2 separate regions of the Mus musculus genome follow, and region 2 is linked to region 1. Evidence: chromatin loops called from intact Hi-C (ENCODE). Cell type or tissue: heart. All regions are shown on one strand. Links, peaks and the distances in the headings refer to the core of each region. The heading gives the core; the rest is flanking DNA.

What was found. A loop is a pair of places that touch in the nucleus more often than their neighbours do. Peaks named below come from ENCODE experiments on the same cell type or tissue, not always from the same donor. Only the 100,000 strongest peaks of a DNase experiment are listed, where the experiment ranks them.
Region 2: a loop joins it to region 1, with 2.1 times the contacts of the local background. A loop is called at or near these places in 1 of 42 quality-filtered maps.

Annotation. Positions count from the first base shown.
Region 1 is chr3:95,429,791-95,439,679 of GRCm38, forward strand. It overlaps Arnt (aryl hydrocarbon receptor nuclear translocator), which reads left to right and starts at 4,600. Exons shown (of 22, transcript NM_001037737.2): 1 at 4,600-4,771. The coding sequence starts at 4,747. It also overlaps the pseudogene Gm4349. In heart, for the core only: no CTCF peak of the experiment used is centred there; a DNase peak (open chromatin) is centred at 4,531; H3K4me3 peaks cover 2,001 bases; H3K27ac peaks cover 2,030 bases.
Region 2 is chr3:95,583,779-95,593,667 of GRCm38, forward strand. Hormad1 (HORMA domain containing 1) reads left to right here. Exons shown (of 15, transcript NM_001289532.1): 14 at 1,362-1,436; 15 at 3,603-4,082. The coding sequence ends at 3,680. Golph3l (golgi phosphoprotein 3-like) reads left to right here and starts at 5,156. Exons shown (of 5, transcript NM_146133.3): 1 at 5,156-5,356; 2 at 7,939-8,127. The coding sequence starts at 5,189. It overlaps Gm40097 (a long non-coding RNA gene), which reads right to left and starts at 5,039. Exons shown (of 3, transcript XR_867468.2): 1 at 4,867-5,039; 2 at 3,582-3,638; 3 at 2,103-2,123. In heart, for the core only: a CTCF peak has its summit at 5,029; a DNase peak (open chromatin) is centred at 5,033; H3K4me3 peaks cover 1,890 bases; H3K27ac peaks cover 1,243 bases.

The DNA of each region.
Region 1 (9,889 bases), core at 2,947-6,946:
GAAAAAGCATTCTAAATACTTTGGAACATGTAGAGCAAACAGTCTATATTTAAATATACATAATTTCCTGTTACTGTGTTGTGTTTTGTGTGTGTATGTCGGGGGGGGTTGTTTTTTGGTTTTTCTTGTTTCTGTTTTTGTTTTGTTTTATTTTTGAGACCGTTTCTTTCTAACTCTGGCTGTCCTGGAACTACCTCTGTATACCAAATTGGCCTGGAACTCAGAGATCTGCTTGCCTCTGCCTCCTGAGTGCTGGGTTCTGTTTTTGTTCTGTCTAAAGGTTTCTTACTCTGTAGGCCATGCTGGCCATGAACCACTCACTGTATTGACCAAAGTGACCTCAAACCTAGCTAGCCTTGGTTCCTCAGGCTAAGGACTAGGATTACATGTGTGAGCTCAGAGGCTAGGTATTGTATAAATGTATATACATTGTAATGCTCTTGTACCGCACTGTCTCCACTGGCTTTGATCTTTTCTGCATGTGTTCCAATATCAGGGAAGTGACTAACTGTGAGTCTTTGGTGAAGGATTTCTACTCTAAGCTGGGACTACAGTATCATGACAGTAGCTCTGAGGATGAAGCTTCCCGGCCCACAGAGATCATTGAGATTCCTGATGAAGATGATGATGTCCTCAGTATTGATTCAGGTAAATGATGAAGCTTTGGTCAGAAAAGTCTTAGAATGGAAGCTGAAATACTGGAAGACAAGTATGTTGCACGTAAAGAATCACATTGTCATTACTTACTATGCCAAATACCTGACTGACTTATTATGACAACAAGTAAGTATTCTTAGCATCGTAAGTGTTTTCTGTATTCTGATTGCTTCCTTTCCCCATTTCAGATAAGGTATACTTATTTTCTGTCTTTTCCCCCATGTGTTTGTGTGTAGTTTGCCTATGTCTGAGTTTCTTTTTCAGTTATGGTGATCAAATAATCTGACAAAATCATTTGAAGGTTAAGGGGGCTGATCCTGGTTCCAAGTTCCAGATCATATCCATGATGGTCGGGGAAATCACAGTGGCAAAAGCCTAAAGCATCTGGTCACATTGTTCTGCAATCTGGAAACAGAGGGAGTGTCTCATCCTGCTGCTCCTCCAATCACTCTCTTTATTTGTGTATTTATGAAGTCTATGGAATGGTACCACTCACAGTGGGCTGGTCCATGAACACCATGAAACATTTAGTAAATACTTCCCTTGGTAACTTTTTTTTTTGTTTGTTTTGCATTGTGGTTCTGATGTGTGCTATGTATGTAGTACATGAAGCAGTAAACTCTAAGCATCAAGTTACAACAACATCCAGTGTCTTCCTCTATTATGTTCTGACTTAGTGCCATTGGGCTAGTTGGCCACTTGGGGATGTGTTTCTATCCAACAAGCACCAGAGTTACATATTTAGCAATGTTCAGGTTTTGTTTTGTTTTGTTTTTTTTTCCTTTTTTAACATGAATTGGGGGGATTCAAACTCAGATTCGCAAGCTTACAACCCACACTGTTTGTCACTCGGGCTATCTCGGCCTAACCATGTAGGCCAGGCTATCCTCAAACTTGAAGTGATCCTTGTATCATGGTGTATTAGTCAGGGTTCTCTAGAGTCACAGAACTTACAGATAGTCTCTAGATAGTAAAGGAATTTATTGATGACTTACAGTCGGCAGCCCAATTCCCAACAATTGTTCAGTCGCAGCTGTGAATGGAAGTCCAAGGATCTAGCAGTTACTCAGTCTCACGCAGCAAGCAGGCGAAGGAGCAAGAGCAAGAGCTAGACTCCCTTCTTCCAATGTCCTTATATTGTCTCCAGCAGAAGGTGTAGCCCAGATTAAAGGTGTGTTCCACCACACCTTTAATCCCAGATGAAAGGCATAGCCCAGATTAAAGGTGTGTTCCTTAACTCGGAGATTCAATCTTCTGGAATCCATAGCCACTATGGCTCAAGATCTTCAAACCAAGATCCAGATAAGGATCTCCAAGCCTCCAGATAAGGGTCACTGGTGAGCCTTCCAATTCCGGATTGTAGTTCATTCCAAATATTGTCAAGTTGACAACCAGGAATAGCCACTACACATGGCTTTTTTTACTACATGATTATAGGTGTAATCAACATGTCTATTATATACTAAAAAAAAAAAGTTTTTAACCATGACTTTTTGTTTGGTTTTTCAACACATAGTTTCTTTGTGTTAATCATCCTGGCTGCTTTAGATCTTAATTTGTAGACCTGGCTGGCATCCAACTCAAAGAGATCCATTGGCCTCTACCTCCCAAGTACTGGGATTAAAAGCATGTAATGCCAGTGAACTACAATTTCTTATATTAAAGTGTGCCATATAGATGTCATGTTTTGTTTTGTTTTGTTTTGTTTTTGTAAATTTGACACAAGCTAAGATCATCTGAGAGGAGGAAAAGCCATTAAGGCAATGCCTCCATCTTGGCATAGTGGTGCCCCCCTTTAATGCCAGCAAATGAAAGTGTGAAAGCAGGTGGATTTCTATCTGTTCACAACTGTTTGAAACTCCAGGTTAATGGGATCTTTCTTGTCTGTCTAATTGTGTTCCAATACTCAGGTGTACTGACTTAAATGCAGACACATTCACATAATTAAAAATAAAACTATTCAAAACCCCAAGAAAATGTCTAAACAAACCAACCAAACCAACCAAATAACCTAAAGCAAGCAAGCAACCAACAAACGAGAAGCCAGCATGATGTCACTGCGCCTCTCACTGCACCTCTTTTTAGTGAATGGGAGTTAGTTCTCTCCTCGAACCATTGTGTGGCTTTTGGAGAATCCAACTTCAAGTACCTTTAGCTCTTGAGCCATCTTGTCAGTTCTACTTCTAAATGTTTTTAAAATTTTTGTGTATGTGTGAGTGCACATGTTTTGGTGTGAGGAAAGTTGAAGATAATTTGCAGGAGTCCTCTCCTTGTGTAAGTTCAGAGCATTGGATCTTGGGATGTTAGGTGTAGCTGTGTAGTGGAGTCGTCTTTATGGCTAATTAAAAAAATTTTTTTTGGTGAATCAGACTGACAACAAGCCAAAGAGTAGTGCCATATGCTTATAGTTCTAACATTGGAAGGAGAGGGTGAATTCAAGACCATTTTCATCCTCATAGTGAATTTGGGGTCAGTCTAGGCTACATGAGACCTTGTTTCAAAGAACAAAATTACCCTCCTCCCCCCAGTCCACATATACATGGTGATGAATATAATAGACTTTGGGTGTTAGTTTCATTCACTTTGCTTCTCACTACTGGATTAATTTGCAAGGTGGCCTTTGTTTCATGTCTTTGGTTTTTGTTTGTTTTTGAGATAGTGTCTTTCTATATATAGCTCCTGCTGTCTTAGAACTCACTATGTAGACCAGGCTGGCATTGAACTCAGAGAAATTGGCCAGTCTCTGCCTCCTGAGTACTAGGATTAAAGGCATGCATCACTATGCCTGGATCTGTTTGTAGTTCTTTTTTTTTTTTAAATATATATTTTTAAGATTTATTTATTTATTTTATGTATATGAGTACACTGTAGCTGTACAGATGGCTGTGAGCCTTCATGTGGTTATTGGGTATTGACTTTAGGACCTCTGCTTGCTCCAATCAACCTCGCCCACTCCAGTTGGTCGGCTCACTCAGTTCCTGCTTTCTCTGGCCCAAAGATTTATTTATTATTCTAAATAAGTACACTGTAATTGTCTTCAAACACACCAGACGAGGGCGTTAGATCTCATTAGGGGTGGTTGTGGGCCACCATGTGGTTGCTGGGATTTGAACGCAGGACCTCTGAAAGAGCAGTCAGTGCTCTTACCCGCTGAGCCATCTCTCCAGCCCCTGCTTGTAGTTCTTGATTTGTAAAATTATAGAATTTATCTCACAGTGTTTTGAGTCGACATTGTCTGTTCTGAATTGCTCAGTTCTTATAATTAGACATTACGTCTGTGTGTTTACTACCTTGTCATTTTAAAAAAACTTGTGACATAGGACACCTCACTTTTGGAGGGCAGAGAAAGGGACTAGTTTCATTTTGTAGTACAGACTGGTCTTTGCATTCTGAGTTCTGGAATACTTGTTTAATAAAAATTCTTTGTTCGTTGTCTCCATTTCAAATGTTGGCATCTTTGGTACCACGTAATCACCCAGCTTTTTCCTACCAGCTTCAGAGCCAACTCTTAAGAATTAGTTATCGGACTTTTACTAGTGACAAAAGTTCATAAAGAAAAAACAACCTAGAATGGATTAGTGATCCCTGTGTTAGAACCTATAAAGAGGGTTTGCATAACAAATCGTCTGTAGGAAGCATATGCTGATGAGCCCACTAAGAAAGAAAACATTTTAGTAAAATGCTCGTTTTCTTTGCATTTCACTGACGTCAATTTGGTTATGAATCTCTGACGCCGAGAAGGCCGGATTAGGGAAACAGCTGGTTGGCTTCCTAGCTCAGGCTTCCTAGCACTCCTCGGGTCACCGGACTCACTGGCCGAGTCACTAGCCCGGCCTCTATGGCGACTTACTGTTTCTATTGGCCAGTTCTCCCAGGGAGGCTGTCTGGAGACTGACCGCGCCCATAGTTTGGGGCGTGTCTTCTGCCCAGGATGGGGAGGGGGGTGGGCGTCCGCCATCTTGGATTCCGCGGTAGCGGTGGCGGCGGTAAGGTGCCTAATCTGCGGAGTGGCTCTTCCCTCCCCTCCCCCAGCTCGGTGGCGGCTGCCCCTCCCACCGAGGGTGGCGCAGGGACGGTGCCATCTCGACCATGGCGGCGACTACAGCTAACCCAGGTGAGGCGGCAGAAAGGACTGACAAGTGCGGAGAGCCAGAGCAGAGCAGCAGGGCCGTGGCGTTCGGGTGTTGGGGGAGGGGTGTCGAGGAGGCGCCCTGCCCGGAGGACCTGGGGAACGGGTGACGGGTGTTTGGGGGCTCCGTGCCCCAACTTCTGGAGTAGTGGTGGCGCTTGGCCAGCGTCTCCACTCTGCCTGCGGTGTTAGGGAGTGTTGTGGTCTTTTAACCCTCTGCCAGCTGATGTTCCCCTGATGCCTAGTAAGTAACTGGGCAAACTGACTTGGTGTAACTGCGAGCGTAAACTGGGCTATAGACGGGGCCACGTTGACGTTTTGCAAAGTCTTGCTTGATTCTACACTTGGTTTACATTTAAATGGAAAACTTAGTTCTTTGAGAATCTGCTCAGATTCTTGTAACTCCTATACTTTGAAATTTAGGGTTTTAGCGTAGTTATTAGTGTCTTGCTGCTGAAGGCAGAGGTTTGGGTAATGGTAATAGTTCAGGACAGGTCTTTAGTCCAGAACCCAGGTTTAAATCTTGTTAGGTCGAGGTGGAGCAACTCCTGTTCTTTCAGAAAAATGTCCCGCGCCATTTGTCTGTGGACGTCCTCTTGCTTGTTTGTCTGTCTGTCTCTGTCTCTCGTTCATCTTATTTTGAGTCTTGTCTCATTCCAGCCCCCGGTTGACTTTGGATCACTGCAGTCTCCCTCTCAGTCCTTTCTACTGTATTCAGTTACATCTTAGGAAGTATTTCATTTTAGTTGGGCTAATTTACCTTGTTATTTTCCAACAAAGTAAATCCATCATTTCCCAGAAGTCTGTATCATCGAAGAGTTTGGAGGGAGGGTTGTGTAATATTGGTCTCTGCTATTTCACATTGAACTTTTAAATTTTATCTTGTTAATGTACTATATTACAGTAACAGGGTACACACACGTATGTATATACATACACACAATAGCTGAAACACTGGGAAATGTATTGTTTTCCCATTATTTTTGGAAACAGCCTTTTTTTTTAAGAGAGAGAGAGAGAGAGAGAGAGAGAGAGTCCTAGAACTTATATGTAGCCCAGGTTGGCTTCAAATTCATGTGTCAATATCAACTTTAAAAAAAATATTTTTAAGCTTTAGAAATTATGTATATGATAATGTCTACTTGTGAGTGCAGGAATGGGAGGAGTCCAGAATAGGGTGTTGGATCCCCTGCAGCAAGAGTTTCAGGCAGTTGAAAGCCCCGTGATGTGGATGCTAGGAACTGACATTAGGTCCTAGAAGAGTAACACATACTCACAACTACTGAACCTTCCTTTCAGCCCCTGAATATCAGTTTTTTAAATCCTAAATTATTATTTTTTTTACATGAAGATGAAGTAAATTGTCAGGAAACTATTGGAATATTTGATGAATTATAGAATAAAACTATACAACTGAAAAATGTTAGAGAAAATCAGACCTTGTAGCAAAATAGCCCATGTCTGATTAGAGTAAACAAGATTTCAAACTGATCCCATGTTGCAAAATCCTTATATAACTCTTCAGACTGCAAAGTGTCTCTCTTGTTAAGGCCGTAGAGACACGTTAGTAAGTCAGAAGCTTTTCTAGCTGCCCTGTTCTGATTTTAAACCAATTACTAAAACAACACTTTCTTGACCAAATAGTCATTTCCTTATCAATATTAGCTTAAGTCTGTAAGCAGGAAATAGTAATTTTTTTCTATTTTTTTTTCTGAGTGGGGAATTTTGAGAGGCTGGCCTGCAGTGTTCTGTGAAGATCAGGCTGGCCTTGAACTTGCAGTGGTCTTCTTGCTTCTATCTTCAAGTGCTGGAATCACTCGCATGTGCCATCCTATATAAACTATCAAAACTTTTTAAAAAGTACGATTTAAGAATCTTTTTTAATGAAACAGTTGTTTGTTTGTTTGTTTGTTTGTTTTGACTTTGGTTTTTCAAGGCAGGGCTTCTATATGTATCCCTGGCTGTCATGAAACTCACTCTGTAGACCAGGATGGCCTCCAACTCAAGATCTGCTTGCTCCTGCCTCCTGAGTGCTGGATTAAAGCTGTGAGTGTCATCACCAGTAGAAATAATTGATTTTATTTATTGTTATTTGATTGCTTGCTTCTTCAATTTTGAGGTGGGCAGAGTCATCATAGGTACTTACCAAACAGAGGGAGAATAGGCTGGAATTCCTTTAATCTTTGCAGAAGCAGGGGGATATCTTAGTTCATGGCCATCTTGGTCTACAAAGTCAGTTCCATGCTACATAGTGAGACCTTGTTTCAAAATCAAAAGCCAGACCAAACCAAGCAAAAACCTCAAAAGGTGAGGTGTAGGTTCTTAGCAAACCTTTGAAAATTAACCTGAGAATGTAAGAGTTTTCTTAAATTCTAGTCTGCTGTTAGTTATGGCATAGCACCCAGTGGTTCCTGCTGTAGCTGACATCCCTGCGTAGCCTCAGCCTCTTATGAGATGGGATGGTAGGTCTGAGCGGAGAACAGAGAACGACAGACCCAGTGAGACTAACCCCCTGCTCTCTTTACCATCTGCCTTAACTTCCTTTTCCGGGGGCTACATTCCTAGCTCAAGATTTCTTTTTTCCATGTGGAGAATTCTTCCATGTCTTCTAATTTATTGATCCCATGTTCAGTACATGCATGATACTTAAGTCATAAAATAGAGCCTTTTGTTGTTGCTTTTTCCTCCTTCCTTTTTGTGTCAAACAGGATATGTTTTGGCCTGTTGAATTTTGGAAAATTAGATTCACCACTGGAGGTATATACAGTGGGAAATTACTATGTTCAGTGTGCACTTGTACACAGGCCAGAAGACACCGGATATCCACCTCTGTAACTTTCTGTCTTATTCCTTTGAGGCAGAATTTCTTCTTAACTGTGGGCATCTTACTGTGTCACTCTGCCTTATTTCTTCCAGGTCAGGTGTCTCCCTTAACCTGAGGCTTGTGTGTTTTGCTCGGCTGACAGTCAGCAAGGCCTAGCAGTCTTCCTGCCTTGGATCCTCAGAGTGCATGGATTCCTGGTGGATGCAGGATGATGCCAGACTTGTTATGTGGGTTCTGGGATCCAAACTCAGGTCTCCAGATTGTGTAGCAAGTGCTCTTAACCACTGGATCATGTCTTCATTCCACATCCCACCTCCGCTTTTTGAGACAGGATCTGTTACTGGCCTGGAGTGGGCCAAAGAGGATAAACTTCTGGTTAGAGAGCCCCAAGCTCACTGGGTTTCGGCTTTACCAATGCTGGAAATACAAGTAAACGCTACCATGCCTTGTCTTTTCATGTGGGTTCTGGAGATTAACTCAGGACCTTATTGCTTGATTGGCAATTCTTTTTTGATTGAGCTACCAAGCCCTTTATTATTAATTAGTCAGTGTTCTTAATTGCTGGTCATATCTCCAGCCCCACTTTCCCCCCACCCCCCCCCAAAAAAAGATTTTAATTAAATTATGCACATTGGTGTAGTAGTTACTTTTCTGTGGCCATGAAGAGACACCATGACCATGGGAACTTAGAGAAGCATCGCTTTATTAGACTTGAGTTTTCCAGAGGTGAGTCCATGATCACTGTGACTGGAAGCATGGCAGCAGCTGTATTACTTCCAACAAAGCCATACCTCCTAATTCTTCCCAAGACACTAACACCAACTGTGGACCAAGAATTAAAATATAGGAGCCTGTGGGGACCATTCTCATTCAAAAGACCGTAATTACTGCATGTATGTTTGTTCATGTGAGTGCAGGTGCAGAAGAGTGTGTTGATTCTCTTGTAGTGCAATTACAGGTGGTTGTGAGCCATCTAATGTGGGTTCTCAGAACTGAGCTCATGTGTTATGCAGGAATGCCAAGTTGTCTTAACAACTGAGCCATCTCTCCAGCCCCCCAAATCAATCAATTTATCTCTTTTTTTTTTCTTTCTTTTTAAAGGAATTGAACCATTTTACTAACTCAGCAGTTAAAATACAATAAACTTTTTGTTTTTGAGGCAAGTCTCATTTAGACTAGGCTAGGTTGAAACTCACTATGTCTCTGAGGGTGACCTTGAATTTCTTTTTTTCATTTTTTAAGATTTCTTTCTTTTTTTGTTTTTTTGTTTTTCGAGACAGGGTTTCTCTGTATAGCTCTGGCTGTCCTGGAACTCACTCTGTAGACCAGGCTGGCCTCGAACTTAGAAATCCGCTTGCCTCTTATTTCTTGATATTGAGTACACTGTAGCTGTTTTCAGAGACACCAGAAGAGGGCATCAGATCCCATTACAGATGGTTGTGAGCCACCATGTGGTTGGTGGGAATTAAACCCAGGACCTCTAGAAGAGCAGTCAATACTCTTAACCGCTGAACTATCATCTCTCCAGCCCTGATCTTAAATTTCTGATCCAAGTGCTATGATCTTATAGTTACAACCATGCCTGTCTTACCATGTGCTATGGATGGAGCCAGGGCTTGGTGCATGCCTGGCAAGCATTCTACCAACTGAACTGCATACTCAGTGGATAACAGTTTTGGAACGAAACTTCAGTTGGTGTACTTTTATGCAGTAGACTTGTGGTACCAAGTTTTACTCTATTTTCCTAGAATTTAAGAAGTAAAGACTTACGTTGAGAATGGTAGCCGTGTATCAGTAAACAAAAATGGCTGGAGAGTGGTTCTGCCATTAGAAGCAAGCACTGGCTGCTCTTGGAGTTGACTGAGGTTTGGTTCCAGCACATACTGGTGCTACTACCCACAGCTATAATTCCAGTAGATCTATTGCCACCTTCTGGCCTCCATGGACAACAAGCCTGCATGTGTTGCATATATACACACAGGCAAAACATACACATAAAGTCGTTTAAAATACAAAATAGAGAAAAGTTCTCTGATGTTACAATATTATAAAGAATCTTGAAAAATGTTTCCATTATTTGTCCAGTGTTTTGTCAGCTATATAACTGATTTCATCCAGATGTTGTAATAATAAAAGAATGTCTTTAACACCCCTTTGAAAATGTAGGCTTGAACTCAGCAGAGTCTGAGCCAACTCCCCAACCCTCAGGTAGTAGGCACTGCTTGTATAACCTGGTTGAATTGCTTGACTTGCTGTTTTGACAGGGTCTGGGTGTGTGG
Region 2 (9,889 bases), core at 2,651-6,650, 150 kb after region 1:
CTCAGTGGTTAAGAGTTGTTTGCTGTTCTTCCAGAGGACCTGAGTTCAGTTCTCAACAACCATGGGTGGCTCATAACTGTCTGATACCTGAACACACATGGCATACACCTATTTACATGAATAAAAATTTCAAATTAAATTAAAAAAAAAAGATTTCAGCTGTTCCCTGTTAGGAATCCAGGGCCTTACACATGCAAAACACTGAGCCATACCTCCAGCTGAAAAGGCAATTTCAAGCATAAGAAAAGATGTATCAGGATGGTGCCAGACACCTGTAACACTCAAGAAGCATAGGCAAGAAGATTATAAATGTTCAGCCAGCCTGGGCTACATGTCAAGTTTGTATCTACCTAGTAAGACACTGTCTCAAAAATCTTCTTGAAAAATTTCTGTTAAATAATGTAAAGCAAAAAAAAAAAAAGACCTTTTAGAGAAAGTAATATGACAATTTTCTACATTATAATATTTAACAACTATGTATAATTTTCTACATTATAATATTTAATAACTATGTTATTAATCACTGTCATCAAGAAGTTAAAAATGTCTACCAACAGATAATTGGACAAAAAATTATAGCCATACAGTAGAATTATTCAGCCATAAAATGAATAAAACATCAATACACATACAACAACTAAACTGGAAGAATCCAAACCACAGAGACCATATACCAAGATTCTGTTCATGTGAGAGTCAGAATTTGGGACTGGATGTCATGACTTCTAGTACTAAGTCCCATCCAGTACTTAGTCCCAGTACTAAGGAGGCAGAGTCAGGGGCTGGAGAGATGGCTCAGCGGTTAAGAGCACTGACTGCTCTTCTGAAAGGTCTTGAGTTCAATTCCCAGCAACCACATGGTGGCTCACAATCATCTGTAATGGGATCTGATGCCCTCTTCTGGTGTGTCTGAAGACAACTATAGTGTACTAGTATAAATAATAAATAAATAAATAAATAAATAAATAAATAAATAAAAGGGGGCAGAGTCAGGCAGATCTCTGTGAGTTTCAGGACAGCCAGGACTATCCTGAAGACAGAGAGACTCTGTCTTAAAATACAAGGAAACATTTGGAAAGTGATTGAAACAGAAAATATTGGAAATGGCAGGAGACTGGGGGATAGGAGATCGATAGCTGAAGAAGATGGGCCTTCTACAGGACTTCCAGAGAGATGAAAGTATTCTAATACTGAGCATAGTGGTCAATTACTCAACTGTGTATTTAAAATAGGTAAATTATGTAGCATCTGAGTTATGTGTCAGTGTAACTTTTTAACTTCATATAATATCATGAGGCTAAAGAAATCAACTGTTGCCTGTTTGAGAAATAATGAAATAGTAATTTTCTGTCTTTGTGAAGGTAAATGGAAATAATCAACAAGGACAAACTTCTAAAGAAAATCGGAAGAGAAGTCTTCGTCAATTTAGGAAAACAGTAAGTCTAATGATACTGAATGGGTTAAATAAAGTGGCAAATATCTGAATGTCATTACTGTATATTAAGATAACAACTTTGATACACATGAACATACCTCAAAGCTGTGGTCAACATTCCAGAATAGCCAGGGCAGTGCAGAGAGACATTTTCTCAAAAAAAAAAAAAAAAAAGAAAGAAAAGAAAAGAAAAAGAAAAAAAAGAAAGGAAGGAAGGAAGGAAGGAAGGAAGGAAGGAAGAAAGAAAGAAAGAAAGAAAGAAAGAAAGAAAGAAAGAAAGAAAGAAAGAAAGTAAGTTTATGTGTTTGTGTTTCTGCACAGATAAATGCACCTGAGTGTAGGTGACAAACAAGATGCCCTGGACTTGGAGTTAAAGGTGATTTGTGAGACACCTGACGGGTGCTGGGAATGGAACATAGGGTCTAAAGGAGCAGTTCATCCTCTCAACCACTGAGCCATCTCTCCAGGCTTAAATTTTTCTTAATGTTTTAAACACTGACACTTTCTTAGGAACCACAATCTAGTTTGTCATTTATACTTTAATTTTTTCCAGAAAATGAAAGTTCATTAAAGGAATTTTGTTGGAAGTTCTCTAATTCATTTTTGCATATATTCAAATGTATCTGCTGGAGATGAAGGTATTGTTCTTACCTTTAATTTGTGAGGACTTGGGTTTTCATCTTCAGCACTACAAAAGGAAAAGAACACAACAAAATGGATACACTGGATGCCTAAGGTTTATCAAGACATGATGGAGCTTGTGCATTGGTGGAACCATATAGCCGAGGCTGCATGAACTTGTGATCGTAATGCTTCTGCCTACCAAACTGCTGCAAGTATAGGCATGAGCTACCCTACCTTAAAAGAGATTTAAATCTCACATGGCCCAAAGTAAAATGTTTTCCTGTTTTTTGATTAAAATCTTTATTTCCTTTTCATTTCTCCAATTTTTATTTTACTATTTCAGTGATATAATCTTACAATTATTTTTCTTCTATCTAAAACAACTCAAATATCTTACCTTTTGTGAGGATATACTTTTAGATAAGTTGTATGTCAACAATAAATTATACTCTACTTTAAAATTATCCCAGGCAAATTTCTGAGTTTGAGGCCAGCCTGGTCTACAGAGTGAGTTCCAGGACAGCCAGGGCTACACAGAGAAACCCTGTCTCAAAAAACAAAAACAAAAACAAAAACAAACAAACAAACAAACAAATAAATAAAATTATCCCAGGTAGCATATCTTAGTAGAAAATACCTATGCTGGGCTGGAGATGTCATTCAGTCAGTAGAGTGCCTGCTTAGCATGCATAGAACCCTGTGTTACTAGACTTTCACCACCACACCAAACCATATGTAGGAGCACATTCCCATGATCCCAGCACTGAGTGTACAATGAGAGATGAGAAGTTCAAAGCCAACCTTTGCTATACATAGTGCATAGGAAGCAATTCTAGATCATGTGAGACTCTGTCTCAAAAACAAAGAAATTTTACTGTAGCATACTATTTTTATTGTGAGCAGGGGGAGGGCCCTCAGTTAAGAGATATTTAAACTAGAAAATCTTTGGCCAGTGAAATACTCCAGCATTAAAAGCATTTTGCCCTCTGGTACCTAAATTTGATCTACAGGACCCCACATAACAAGAGGAGAGACCCAACTGCTATAAGTGTCTTCTGACCTGCATACTTGTATTTTCACACACAACACACCACAAATAAATATTAAGAAATTTGTAATTGGGGGCCTGGAAAGGTGTTATTAAGAACACCTACTGCTCTAACAGAGGACTAGAGTTTTGTTCCCAACACACTCATCTGGCAGCTCACAACTCCCTTCTATCCCAGCTTTAGAGAATCAAGTGCCACACTCTGGCATCTAAGGGAACCTGCATTCATGTACTCTACCCACACACAGGGAAACAAACATATACACACATTTTTTTTAATTTTAAACTGTAAAAAAATTAAAGTCTCACCGAGCGTGGTGGCTCACGCCTTTAATCCCAGCACTTGGGAGGCAGAGGCAGGCGGATTTTTGAGTTCGAGGCCAGCCTGGTCTACAAAGTGAGTTCCAGGACAGCCAGGGCTATATAGAGAAACCCTGTCTTGAACCCCACCCCCAAAAAATTAAAGTCTCTTACGTAGTTGTTTTCTTTTAACAGGTCCTTCACGTCTTGGAATCTAGTCAAGAGTCAGTGCTGAAGAAAAGGAGAGTTAGTGAACCAAAGGAACATACCTAAAAATTATTTTTCTTATGCAAATTTGCAGTTCTCAACATTTAAACTAATATGCTGTATTATTTGAAGGTGTGCCTTCTGTACCTCTGAAAATTATTTTGTAGTTCATAGTTATTAAACTAATAAAAGTTTTAGCTATTATATTGTGTTTACCTGAGATAAATCCAAGGGAACTTTTGACTAAACAAAAATACAAATGTCATTGATTCTGCTCATATCCACTGAATACAACCTGCCTTCTATTTTAAAGAAAGCTTTTTTTTTAAATGTGTTAAGTTTTAAGGCCCTCTAAAACCATTTTTGAAGTGTTTATTCTGACTTTAAAATTCTGTAAGGATACACTTTTTACTTATGTTAAAACTGTACCATTTACTTGGTGCTATTAAAACAATGTTTGCTATTTTGATATAGTGTGTTATTAACAACTTTTTTTTTTTAATATTTATTTATTTATTATATGTAAGTACACTGTAGCTGTCTTCAGACACACCAGAAGAGGGCATCAGATTTCATTACAGATGGTTATGAGCCACCATGTGGTTGCTGGGATTTGAACTCATGACCTTTGGAAGAGCAGTCGGCACTCTTAACCGCTGAGCCATCTCACCAGCCCTATTAACAACTTTTAAATATGTATTTAGAGCAAAAATGATAAAAGCAATGGCCAATAAAAAAAAGACCGGCATCTTAATACCATGACTAAGATGCTCAGTGTGCAGGGTCTTTCAGGGCTTCTAGTTATTTAATTAACAGAAAGTGTTCAGCTATTAATTTTGAGAGAATTTAAGTAAGTATATCTTTCGCGAGGTGGACACATTTTAGAACTTTTGAGTGGTAGTGTGAACAATTGTTTTGCTGAGAGACCTGGAACCTAGCCCCACCCAAGCTATTTGCTTCCTTTGCTTCAGAAAAGGAAGACCTAAAAACTTGATCTGTTTCCGTCTTGTAATTTTAGCAGCCATATTCCAAACTGTACAGTAGCTACAGGATTATCAAAGTGGGATAACATCCCTCTAGAGCTGTTATGTGTGTAATAGTACCCATGCTGTTCAGTATAAACAGCACAAACCGAGTCAGATTACGTTTTTCTAGAGGCAAAGTTAAGCTCAGAGTTTACTCTTAGCCTTATTGCTTGGATGCCAACATTTCTTAACCAGCAGTGCCAATACAGACAGCTACAGAAAAACACCTGCTACACTGAAATTGGCCAACAGAATCCTTTCGTGATTGGCAGCACTGTGCTATCTCACAGAATACTTTGATTGGGTAATTTCATCGGGGTGGGATGCAGCCTTTTCCTCGCAGCCACCGAGGTTCCTTCATTGGACAGACCAGCTGTCAGGTTGAACCCAAACCTGCCTCCTTTTGGTGATGTTTGTCTGGATCGCAACACAATAGCCCGGAGGACCTCCCCTCGTAAGCTCCGATTGGCTAGAGTCAAACTTGGGGGTTTCTGATTGGCCCAATGAAGAAACACCAAGGTAGGTTGCCTAGTGATCCTGAGGAAGCTGATGTGTTATTCCCTCTCTGCAACGAAGGATCAGGAAGTTTGTACTCTCTGTGTGGCTGAGAAGTTTTTCACCTACTGGAACCCGCCTAGGGTACGGGAAACAGGTGCCCTCCAAAACGAGAGCGCGAACTGCAGCCTACGTCCCACTGCAGCTCAGGAGCAACGTCAGGTGAGCAAATATAACACTTCTTAACATCCAACAGAGCTGGTCAGTATTTTACTTTAGAGAGAAAGGGTGGTTTTTACTTATTTGTTGTTGCTCATCATGTTTTCAAGTAGGGTATTTTAACTAATAAGTGGCCACAGGGAAATGATGAATTCCTCAAAGAAAATTGCCCCCATTCTCCCCGGGGTGTTAAAGTTTCTTGGATTGGGTTTGGAAATAATGCCAAATGGAATTGGCACCCTAAGGCATTGTTCTGTGTTCTGTTCCTTCACTCTTCTTACTTCCCCTGAAAATTATATTTGAAATATACGCTTGTATGAAGAATTGTTTGTAAGACTCTTGGTGTGTATTTCTGGTGCTGTTTAATGAGTATATATTTATTTGAGCAGTTAAAACGTTAAAGATATTGTGCTAGTTGCTATGGAGAATATAAAAATTAAAAGATGACAATATTTCAGCCCTGGAGAAGTTTAATGTAACAGACAGCCATAACAAAAGAGGGACTATAATAAACATTTTAAAGGGCTTAAGTATAAATTTCTGTTTACATACAACTGAAGAAAAATCCATTTCTAAGTGTTTAATATATGCATAGTGGAGAGATAGAATTCACCTTAAGGCCTCACTTGTCTTTAGTAGGCCTTCAAAGACTGGACAGACAGTATTTAGGGAGGAAAGGAAAAGGAAGAAAACTCCAAGATCACAAGGATCAGAGGCAGAAAGAAAGCAAGATAAAATTGTTGAACTAGGCACAACCATAGCACATTTTAAATATTATTCTTTTGACCTCAAAGATATATAATTGCTGATAGTTTTTGACTTGCTTTTAATCATAAAAATTGACATTTATACCAGGCAGTGGTGACACACCTCTAATTCCAGCACTTGGGGAGCAGAGGCAGGTGGATCTCTAAGTTCAAGGCCAGCCTGGTCTACATAATGAATTCCAAGATAGCTAGGACATTTACACAGAGCAACCCTGTTTTGTTTCGTTCTAAACAAACGAAAAATAAAATACATTTACATTTGTATGAACTGTGCTAACTTTAAGCTTTATCACAGATGACTTAGACAAGTGTAATGCTTAGTATAAAAGGGTGTGTGCTCAGATTTTTTTTCCCCCATTTATGGGAATGGTACTTAGGACCTTATATATGCTAAATAACACTATGCTGTAACTGTAACACTGAGCCATATTCTAGCCCCTTTTTCTTTTTCTTTTTTGAATGAATTCTTTCTTTAAAAAGACTTATTTTAGTTCTTGCCCTCTTGGTCTCTTGCTCCTCCCTTGCTCTTTCCCTGCTTCCCTTCCCCTTTCTCTCCCCATTCCCGTCCCACCTCTCTCTCCACGTGCTCATGACTCCTCTACTTCTCTACTCTCTTTCTCTGCCTCTACTACCCTCGTAACTCCCCTCCCCATGCCCTTAATAAACCCTATTCTATACTTAAAAAAAAAAAGACATTCTATTTATTTCATGTATATGAGTACACTGTCTGAAGAAGTCACACCAGAAGAGGGCATCAGATCCCATTACAGATGGTTGTCAGCCACCATGTGATTGCTGGGAATTGAACTCAGGACTTCTGGAAGAGCAGTCAGTGCTCTTAACCACTGAGCCATCTCTCCAGCCCTAGCCCCATTTTCTTTTGCAAATTTGATAATCTTTTAACATTCTTGCTGGGCTTTTGTTGTTATTGAAGTTATTTGTGTTTTCACAAAATAACCAGATAGAATGCTAAATTGCCATACTTGGAAATGAGTTGTTATGGTAACAAAATAAAAGAAAGAAAGAAAATACTGGTCTGGAGGGTTGGCTCAATGGTTAATAGCACTTGTTTATGCAAAGTACCTGGATTTGATTCCCAGCACCCACATGGAGACTCACACTTGCTCAGGCACCAAGCACGACATGTGGGTACACAGACACACATGCAGGCAAAAAACTCATGTATACAACATAAATTAAAAGGAAAAAAATATTAAAACATAGACATGGAGAGATGGTTCAATGGGTGGGTAAAGCCAATTGCTATACAGGCTAAGCAACCTGACTTCAATGCTCAGAACTTGTTGAAAGGTAAGAGAAAGTGAACTACAACAAGTTGTTCTCTGACCTCCTCATGTGCACATGGCACAAGCACCCACAAATATTATGTACGTGAATACACAATAATTTTAAAATGTGTTTAACGTTACAAAAATTACAAATTATGTGTAACTCAAGAAGCCACATGCTCATGAAGTTTTGCTAACCCATCTTATTTAATTTGGGGACCCATTTCATGGTGATACAAATTCACTTCTGGGTTGTAGGCAATGCCCAAGAAATAAGCATGATAAAATATGGTCTTTCTAGTGGACTTTTAAATTATTGGTCATCACTTTTCGTTGCTTTCTTTGGAATTTAAGCTTGCTATACTTTGAAAAAGAGAATCATGTTCAATGTTTATACTATCTCTTTCTGTATTTAAACTTACATATTTTCCCATGTATGTGGTGTGTTTATGCGTGTAGGTCTTCTGTGAACCTGTATTTGTTTATTTACTAAAGCACACAGATATTTTTCACATCTCTTTACCAACAGGTAAGAATGACAACATTAACTCATAGAACCCGTCGAACTGAAGTAAGTAAGAGCTCTGAAAAGAAAATAGAAAGTGAGGAAGACACTAATCAAGAAAGGAGTCCAGATAATGAAGACCCTGGAGACTCTAAGGATATCCGCCTCACTCTTATGGAAGAAGTATTGCTCCTGGGGCTAAAAGATAAAGAGGTAATGACTTAAGTTTTCTAGTTCAATTCAAACACACAAGTCTTAGAATATTTTAGGAAGTAAGACTCCACCTACATTGGAGTTGGAGGAACATGGGAAAGAGAATATCTACAAGATAGAATCCAGAAATATAATTACTTGAAGTATAATTTAATTGGAAAATTATAGATGAAAGAGATGGATAGCATTGTGTTAGTACCTATTTCCTAGCTTAGTTTGATGGTAGAGCAGTGATCTTTTATTAAACTAAGAAAGAGACCCATATAGTGAAGTCTTCTTGAGCTTTGAAGAGAAGTTTCAAAGACAAGAACAACAGCAGATATGGTGGCACACATTTGTGAGGCTAGAATTCCCAACACCAAGAACATCCCCAAGAGTTCAAGGCCAACCTGATCTACCCAATGAGTTATAGGCTCATCAGGGCTATGTCTTAAAACAAGCAAATAAAAACAAGGAATATGCATGACTATCTGTTTTACAGAAACAAATAACTGAGTTTCTTATAGTATAAATAATTTTTTCAAGCCATGATTGGTGGATTTACATCTATGATTCCAGCACTGGGGAGGTGGAGGCAGGAGGATCAGGAGTTCTAGATCATCTCACTCACATATTGAATTCAAAGCTAACCTGAGGTACTTGGCAGTTTGAAACCCTATCTCAGGGGCTGGTGAGATGGCTCAGTGGTTAAGAGCGCCGACTGCTCTTCTGAAGGTCCCGAGTTCAAATCCCAGCAACCACATGGTGGCTCACAACCATCCATAACGAAATCTGATGCCCTCTTCTGGAGTGTCTGAAGACAGCTACAGTGACTTACATATAATAAATAAATAAATCTTAAAAAAAAAAAAAAGAAACCCTATCTCAGAAAACCAAAAGGGAGCCAGGTGTGCCATTTGTGGTGGTGCACTCATTAAACCCCAGCACTCAAAGAGGCAGAAGCAAGCAGCTCTCTGAGAATTCTAGACCAGCCTAATGCGTGTACATAGTGAATTCCAGGACAGCCAGGACTACGTAGAGAGACCTTGTCAAAACAAGGAGCAGGGGGAACAATAGGTTTTTAGTTTTTTTGTTTTTCATTTTCTTCTGTGGATCTTGTAACAATTTTTTAAGTTTTTTTTTTATTTGTATGTACGTATCTGTAGAGATGGCTCAACCATTAAGAACACTGGCTGCTCTTCCAGAGATCCTGAGTTCAATTTCCAGCAGCCAGATGGTGGCTCACAACCATTTGTAATGTAATCTGTTACCCTATTCTGGTATGCAGCTATACAGGCAGATAGAGCACTCATATAGATAAAATAAATACATCTTTTTTGGGGGGGGAGGATTGGGGTTTTTTTGGTTTTTTTTGGAGACAGGGTTTCTCTGTATAGCCCTGGCTGTCCTGGAACTCACTTTGTAGACCAGGTTGGCCTCGAACTCAGAAATCTGCCTGCCTCTGCCTCCCGAGTGCTGGGATTAAAGGCGTGCGCCACCACGCCCGGCTAAATACATCTTTTTAAAAAAAAATATCTGTTTTCAACAGCAATCCCCATTAATGCCTATGTATCCTAACACTTGGAAGGCTAAGGGTAGTTATAAAGTCCAAGGCTTCATCAATGCCATGCTAAGACCCTGTCTCAAAAGTAAAACAAAGTAATAATTTCACCTTTTTTTATTTTTTAAATTTAAGTTATTATTTATTTATTTTATGTATGTGAGTATACTGTCATTGTATTCAGACACACCAGAAGAAGGCATAGGGTCCCATTACAGATGG